2 separate regions of the Homo sapiens genome follow, and region 1 is linked to region 2. Evidence: read pairs that join two places in POLR2A ChIA-PET (ENCODE). Cell type or tissue: PC-3. All regions are shown on one strand.

What was found. Peaks named below come from ENCODE experiments on the same cell type or tissue, not always from the same donor. Only the 100,000 strongest peaks of a DNase experiment are listed, where the experiment ranks them.
Region 1: POLR2A ChIA-PET joins it to region 2 with 5 read pairs; 6 of 35 experiments call an interaction of 5 or more read pairs at or near these places.

What each region holds. Positions count from the first base shown.
Region 1 is chr3:149,668,625-149,672,624 of GRCh38, forward strand. It overlaps a transcript of WWTR1 not described here. Among named protein-coding and RNA genes, the nearest start is that of WWTR1-AS1, 12 kb to the left of the region's middle. RefSeq lists an enhancer at 2,027-2,567. In PC-3, no CTCF peak of the experiment used is centred here; no DNase peak of the experiment used is centred here.
Region 2 is chr3:149,559,443-149,563,442 of GRCh38, forward strand. All of the region lies in intron 3 of WWTR1 (WW domain containing transcription regulator 1), which reads right to left. Among named protein-coding and RNA genes, the nearest start is that of TM4SF4, 87 kb to the left of the region's middle. In PC-3, no CTCF peak of the experiment used is centred here; no DNase peak of the experiment used is centred here; H3K27ac peaks cover 740 bases.

The DNA.
Region 1 (4,000 bases), 110 kb after region 2:
ACTGAGTCTTCATTGCTTCACATCACAACTCAAGGTCTAAAATTTGAAGTGTTGGATCCCATTCTTAGAAAAAAATAAGTAGTTACCAATGGGGAACGGGGGATCCCTTTTAATAAATTCTCTGACAACACTGAGGCAATAGTTACATTGATTTCTCCACATAAGCTCCCTCAGACACTCCACTCACCAAAAAGTCACCTTGGTTTCAAATTTTTTTTCATTAGTGTTTGAACACCCCACAAAAAGACTGCCATGAAGTCTCATTCTGTTTGGCTGGAAAGACAAGCATAATCTAGTGGTAAATTTCAACCTTGCTAATGAATCCTCCCTTTGACTTTCTGGTCAGCTTTGCTAAATGAGTAACTTTACAGCCTCCAACACAAGCCATTGGCGTGGGAGAGACTTGGCCTTTTTTACCCAAAATCACCAAAGGCCTTTGTACAGAGTCCAAGTTTTTACCTTTAGTCAGTCTTTTCTATTTCACCACTGCCAGGGGTTTTGTTTTTGTGGAACAAGAAATAAGAACCCCACATATACAAGGTTATACACATATACAAGAACCCCCACATATACAAGAACAATACACATATACAATATACCCCCACATATACAAGAACCCCACATCTTACAAGGGAACCTCCTTTGTGACCACATAATCTTACCAAGGAAAATCCCAAATGAGTTCCTGCACCAGTCCCATTACTCTGCAGCCTGGGCAGCAGTGGGTAGCTAGTCTGGGAACAAGAGTGCTCTTCTCTTTCTGTTATCACATACCCATCTGAACTCAAAAGGGCTTCACTTAAATAAGGAATTTCCATTCTTCTAGAAATGTCATTTCACTTGAACTTGCACTTCTATCGTTTAAAGAAGACAAACAAGGTCCCCAGTACTAGAGTCCAGTGGGAGGGAAAAGGAAAGGAAACATTAAAAGTAATCCAGGGAAACTCTGAAGGTAAACTTGCCCTTCTGAAAACAGACAAAGGTAGACCTCTGCTTCCCTGCTACAATTTCTAGAAAAAGCAAAACCATCCTGAAACCCCTCTGGAGAGTTCAATTACAGCAAACTGGCCAACAATGATATCTATATTTATACAGTAAATGTGTTTAATATCATGTTCAAACTACCAATCAAGAAAAAAAAATGAATAAAAATAGATGATTACCTGGAAAATCACTAGTAAGCGTGGCTTATGGGTCAGTTCAGATCCACCAGGAAGCAGATGCCAAGATAAGAGTCAGATGAGCAGAGATGTATTGGGGAAAATGCCTGCAAAAGTTAAAGAGGAGAAAGAAGGTGAGTAAGCTAGGAGAGTATTCAGATTGCAATGCACGTCTGTCAATAGTGAAGGAGGAGGGTAGGAAGGAGGGCTGGCCAGGAAAAGTCTCAGCCCCGACCAGGCCAGTGCTTCCAAGGCAACAGCTGACCCTTAGGGGCGTCCCGCGATGGGCAGCAATGGCTCAGCTCTAGCACCCAGCTGGGCTCAACCCTTGGTAGACAAGAAACCACGGCCTTCAGTGTGAACAGTGCAAGCAATTTTACAGGTGTGGCTGGTGAAGATGTCAGCTCACTGCTGTCCTCACAGTGACTCTATTGAAGAAAGTCCTAAGCATTTACCCACATGGTTTTTATCACAGTGCGTACAGACTGCATCACACAGGCTGACTTCTCCATTTTTCAGGGCGCAGTTCATCCAAGGTTGCTGTGGGCCTTTCCTCCTCAGGGGAATCTTAGAAGAGGGCGATTAATGAGACAAACCACAGCCCCTACCGCTGTAGTTGGTCTTGAGGCCATAACTGCTATTTATCCTCTTCCTCCTTCACTATCTACTCTAAGTTTTCCATATCCAGTGCTATCCCCTCTACAGGTGCTGATGTCCAACCTGGTGGCGGACCCCTGTAGTCCCAGCTACTCGGGAGGATGAGGCAGGAGAATGGCGTGAACCCGGGAGGCGGAGCTTGCAGTGAGCCGAGATCATGCCACCGCACTCCAGCCTGGGCGACAGAGCGAGACTCCGTCTCAAAAAAAAAAAAAAAGAAAAGAAAAGAAAAGAAAATGAGGCAAGAGGTGAAGTGACTTGTCCAGGGCCTGATGAGTAGACAGAAACAGATAAAAAAAAGAAGTCAATTCTCTTTTTTTACTCACTGCCCAAGAGCTTCCTCTCTCCAGTCACCGGACTCCTGCTGCAACAGGACCAGCTAAGGAATATCGATCCAGTCTGGGAAAAAAGTTATCACACTGCTTAGGCAGATACACATTCTGAAGAAAAGGAGAAAGTGCAAATCCTCTTGCAGGAGTCCTTTCAACTCAGTTTGTGGCTGGTTATGTAAATGAGGAGGCCGTGCAAGAGAATGGGGTCATGAGCTGCCTGGGGATTAAGCATGACAACGCCGTCTGTCCTGGGAAGAAATGATACTTTGCACTTGTATAATACCTTTCATCCATCCAGCAATAATAAATAAGACTTCGTACTTTCAGCCAAATATTGCAAAAACTTAACAAATATTTAACTCATGAATCCTCAGAACCACCAAGAAGGGAACACTTTTGAAAGGAAGAAAGAAAACAGCTTCATCCTCATGATCCACTGGGGAATCTAAGGTCAGAAGAAACGGGTCTACACCTGGCCTCTCAACACCGCTGGCAGGACTCCTGACAAGCAAGGACATTCCTGTGTATGAACACTGTCTAAGGTGACCTAGACACAGGATTTCGAAAAGAGCAGAGGCAAACCAGAAAAACCCCTGCTTGTACATTCAGCCCAGGGAATCTACGAAGCTTTCAAAAGAGGTTTGGTTCTGAGTCTATAAGGGTTCTTTGAAGCCTCTTCAAAAGTTTCTGCTGGCATATCCCCTAACAGAATGTTTTAAAACCATGTACTCCTTCACAAAATTTTCAGTTGACATCTAAAATATTACATCGTATGTTTGAATAATTGCAAAGGTTGTAATTTTCATGATGTTATTAATATAGATATTTTAAAATAAACTATTGCAATTTGCTTTGAAATATCCAATTGAATCTAAATCCAAGCGATTTGATGCCCACCACATCCATTTTAAAAGTCTACAAATGAGCTCTTTTTTAACAGTCAGATGTTTTTTCCCTAAGCTCCTATTTTTATTCTACTTCTACATATTTATCTTAATGTACTATATTATTATGCTTAAAGGTCTTATTATTCATTTTTTATATTATACTTCTCTGCATTAAAAATGTTTGTAATTTTTTTATTTCCTGTGTTATTATGAAGCTGATTTGTAATAACAAATAGGTCCAGCATGTAACTGCTCAACACAATCAAAGCCTATTTCTTTCTCACAGAATAGTCCTGGGTGAGGTCCCCAGGTAAGCAAAGTGCTCCCCACCACATAGTGATGAGGGGAACCTAATTCCTTTCATCTTATGGCTTCCCTGTCTCCTAGAAAAAGGGTTTAGCTTGTGGGCCTATTTTTGTGTGCTCTGGGAGCTAAGAATAGATTTACATCTTTAAAAGGCTACAAAAAAACAAAAAACAAACAAACAAACAAACAAAAAAACAACCAGTAGAATGTGCATCAGAGGCTTTATGTGGCCGCAAAGCCCAAAATAGTTACTGTCTGGCTTTTTACCAAAGTTCGCCAACCGCTTTCCTAGAGCCTCATTCTCAATTCGTGTAGCTGGTAGAAGGAGAAAAAGCAAAGAAAAGCACAGAAGATATTTCATGGGACCAGGCCTGGAAGTGACATACATGATTTCCACTCACAAGTTGTTGCCAGAACAATTACATGACTACATGTTACAGCAAGGATGATGGGGAAAAGTAGGCTACCTACGTACCCGAAGGAGGGTGGAACAAATTGTGGGAGCCAGGTAATAGTTTCTACCATGGCCAAGCCTCTAAAGAGTCAAAAACTTATTATTATTACAATTATTATTGGTGTAAAAATATCAAAGTGACCCACATACATGTTAAATTAATATAAATAACTTAAAAAGAAACATTTTATTAGAGATATAGTT
Region 2 (4,000 bases):
AGATGGATAGATGGATAGATGCAACCGTGGCTATGTTTATAAGCAAACAATTAACAAAGGCAGATCTGGGGAAAAGGTATATGGGAATTCCTTAGACTAAACTTGAAACTCTTCTGTAAGTTTACAATTCTTTCAAAATAAATAGTGACATTTAAAAAAATAAAACCTCTCTACACATACCTCAAACCTCCTGGAGACAGAATTCTCAGTCCGGCAGGGACCAGAGAAACTGTGTTATGTATGGGCCATTGTTCTGTGGCACTGTTGAACTTTGAGGAAACTCCTATTAAACAATGCTTTTGATAACTGATTGGAATTTGGATGGAACAGAATCCCAGCTGCAATCTGTGCTACATAATTCTGATACCTCATACTCATAGTTCCTTCCAGCCTCCCACCTCTATCCCCAACCCCAACTGTTAAATGATTCTAATTTTAAAACATAGACAGCCTAGGAAGACAGGACAAAGAGCTACCCCAACAGACCGGTTGGAGGTCTTTCAGAAGAAACGCCACTGGATAGCTGCCCCTGAGGACCAGACACCCAGAATAGGAAATTGCAGGTTTTCTTGGGAAGGACCTGGGACACCAAGAGAGTTGACTGTCAAGCTTGAGATCTGTTGTGAAAGGTCCTTACATCCCAGGGTCAGAGCTGAGACATTGCTCCATTTAGGTCTTCTTGATAGGAGGAAAAATGAGCAAGCTAAGAGTGGAGGATGGAGAAGGCACCAGTGAATGCAAACATATGAAATAGGGAATGCCTCAGGCGAAAGCCATCTGATTTTAATATATCGTAGTTTCGACACTGAGATTCCCTCAAATTGCAGGAAAAATATAATGTGTACTTAAAACTAGAGGAGACACAGAGGAGAGGAGAAAGCACAAGCAAAGAAGACATGCTGAGGATCCCAGAAGAGAAGTCTCCCAAGGGGCAGCCCTAGGCTGCAGTGACCCAGGCAGAAATGATATAGGGAAGGTGTCCAGAAACCTCCAGCATGGAGCCGCCCTGAGCATTTGTTTTGTTAGGATGGGATGATCCAATTCCATTTGGAGAGAAATTATAGTTCCATTCTAATTAATTCAGGCATTACAGCAGTTGATACGGCAGAAATTAAGAGAATATTTTTCTTGACATTTGAAGTGTGAGCTTTGAAGCAGCTAAATGAAGGCCTTGTGAACCAAGACTAAATCAGCCACATTAATTTTTTTTTAACTTTCTTTCTTTCCAGCGCTGCAAATATTTAAGTCTTGGCAAAATTCAAAACTCACAACTCACTCTTCACTGGTATCTGAGAAATATAATACTGAAAAGGAAAAGGACGAAAATAATATGGAATGAAATGCATGACATGTACTGGGAAGCAAAATAACTTCCAACGAAACTTCCATTTATGGCTTAGTCAAAAACATATGGATATACAAGCTGAAAAACAGAGTTAGTGGGAAAGCTAGGTGGCTGGTTAAAAATACACTTTTTGTGGTAATGTTACATTATTTTTTAAAAGAAAGTAACACCCCCCCCCGCAAAAAATCCCCTGCTCCAGGATCTTTAGACAATTCCTTAGTTTGATAAAAGCAAACCATGTCAAAATTGTATTTTTTAAGAAATGTTTATATTTTATTCAGAAACATTCCAAAGAAACTGGAAAAGTGAGGAAATTAAAGGTGGGCACAAAAATGTATGTGTGTGCAAGAAAATGTATTGAAACATCATTTATAATGATAAAAAATAGAATCAACCTATATGTCTCTCAATAGAAGAATTGGTTAAATAAATTATGGCATTATTGGTTAAATAAATTCACAAAAGGACTACTGTGCAGCCATTAACATGATGTGATGGTTTATGAACAAAAGAAGTATGTCCAAGTCTATTCATAAGTTAAAAAAAAAGAACATACTGAGAATCTAGTTTGTAGCTATCAGAATAGTAAAGGCTATAAGTTTAATCATAGATATTATTGGCCAGGGTACGGGGAAGAAAACACACTTTATTGGTAGGGGTGTCAATTGGTATACCTTTTTGGAAAGAAATGGAACAACAGTTTTAAAAACTTTAAATGTACATACTCTTTGATCCAGGAATTCCACTTCTGCAAAATTATCCTATACATAAACAGCATATGGCACAAGGATTTATGTCCAAGGCTGCACACTGTGGCATTGTTTAGTAATAGTGACCAACCAGAAAATAAACTAAATATCCAGCACACAGGACTGGTTAAACCAAGTACAGTATCTCAACGGAGTGGAACATTACATATTGCTGACAAACAATGAACAAATCAGTAAGTACTAATTTGGAAGGCTCTCTAAGATATGTTAAGTTTTAAAAAGACATACTGTATATGCCCAAGCATGCATGTGTATGTAGAGCATGTCTAGAATAATGCTCAGGAAGCTGGTAGTAGTGTTTCCCTGGAAAGGAGAAAAGGGCTGGGGGTCATGGTGGGAAGGAGACCTAATTTTTCATAAATACCCTTTGGAACTATTTGGATTTTTTGCCATATGCGTGTGTTACTTTTCTAATTAAAACAACTCATCAAAAAATATTATAGAAAAATATTTACTGGCCAGGCGCAGTTGCTTACACCTGTAATCCCAACACTTTGGGGGCCGAGGCGGGCGGATCACCTGAGGTCAGGAGTTCAAGACCGGCCTCGCCAACATGGTGAAACCCTGTCTCTACTAAAAATACAAAAATTAGCCGGGCATGGTGGCGTGTGCCTGTAGTCCCAGCTACTCAGGAGGCTGAAGCAGGAGAATGGCTTGAACCTGGGAGGCAGAGGTTGCAGTGAGCCGAGGTCTTGCCACTGCACTCCAGCCTGGGCGACAGAACGAGATTCTGTCTCAAAAAAAAAAAAAAATTACTGAAATGGGAAGATGCTCATGGTATATTAAAAACAAGCTACAAAAAAGAATATAGAGGAGTTTCCAACTATTTTTATGTTTGCATTGAAGAAAGTCAAGAAAATATATGAAAACACACTAGTGTCATTTTGAATGGTACCATGGCTTTTTATTTTCTCATGTTTTGCCAATCAGCATTTTCTACAGTGACCAAATAGCAATTATGTAATATGGAAAAAAATAACATTCTTGAATCTTGCTGCTTCAAAAATGTTTAGAACCTTTTTTTTTTCTGCCTTAAAATACAGACACACACACACACACACACACACACACACACACACACACACACACAAAGGGGGAGGGGTGATCTTCTTTTTAGCACTTAAGGAGAAAGACAATCAAGGCTTTTGTTTTCCTGAGGCTTCACTTAAATGATATTGTTTTGCTGACTTCATCCTGGAGAACTATTCAGAATAAAGCATGGAAGAACAGCTGTTCTTGACCACCAGCAACTGCAAAACACCCAGGGAATAAATTTAGACTTCCAGAAAGGAAGAAGAAATCAATCAGTTGGTACCTGGGTGGGAGAGGTGATGATCACACACAGGCGGGAGCAATATTACCAGGGACGCCAAAGAGGAGATCAAAGAGAAGTGTCAAAATATCACTCAGCACTTATCAATTTGGAACAAGTGGCTGAATGACAAACCACCTCGAATCCCACTGCCTGCCTTTCACCCTTAACTGGGTGAAATTCTCCATAGCAAGGAAGCTCCTGAGGGCAAACTTTTGGAAGTCAGCCAGCAAACAGGATGAAAATTGTCAAAATTATTTTTAAAACTCTCAACAGAGGTCTACAGCTCGGTGAAGAAATTAGACTCCATTACAAATTAATTAATTAACTAATTAATTAATGTGGTGCAAACAAAGAAAGGACTAAAAAAGAAAACAAGTTTGACCTAGCCTTCACCTTCCTAAAAGGCCTCCCTCTTCCCCAGGTGTGGGGGTGCTTCTCTGGAATTCGTCACGGTTTAGGCTTACGAAGGCCTGATGGATTCTCAGGCCCACTCTCTGCAAGCAAAACTGAAGCAGACTTGTACATTTACCCAGTGGATTAAACAATACATTTCAAGAATCTGGATCCCAA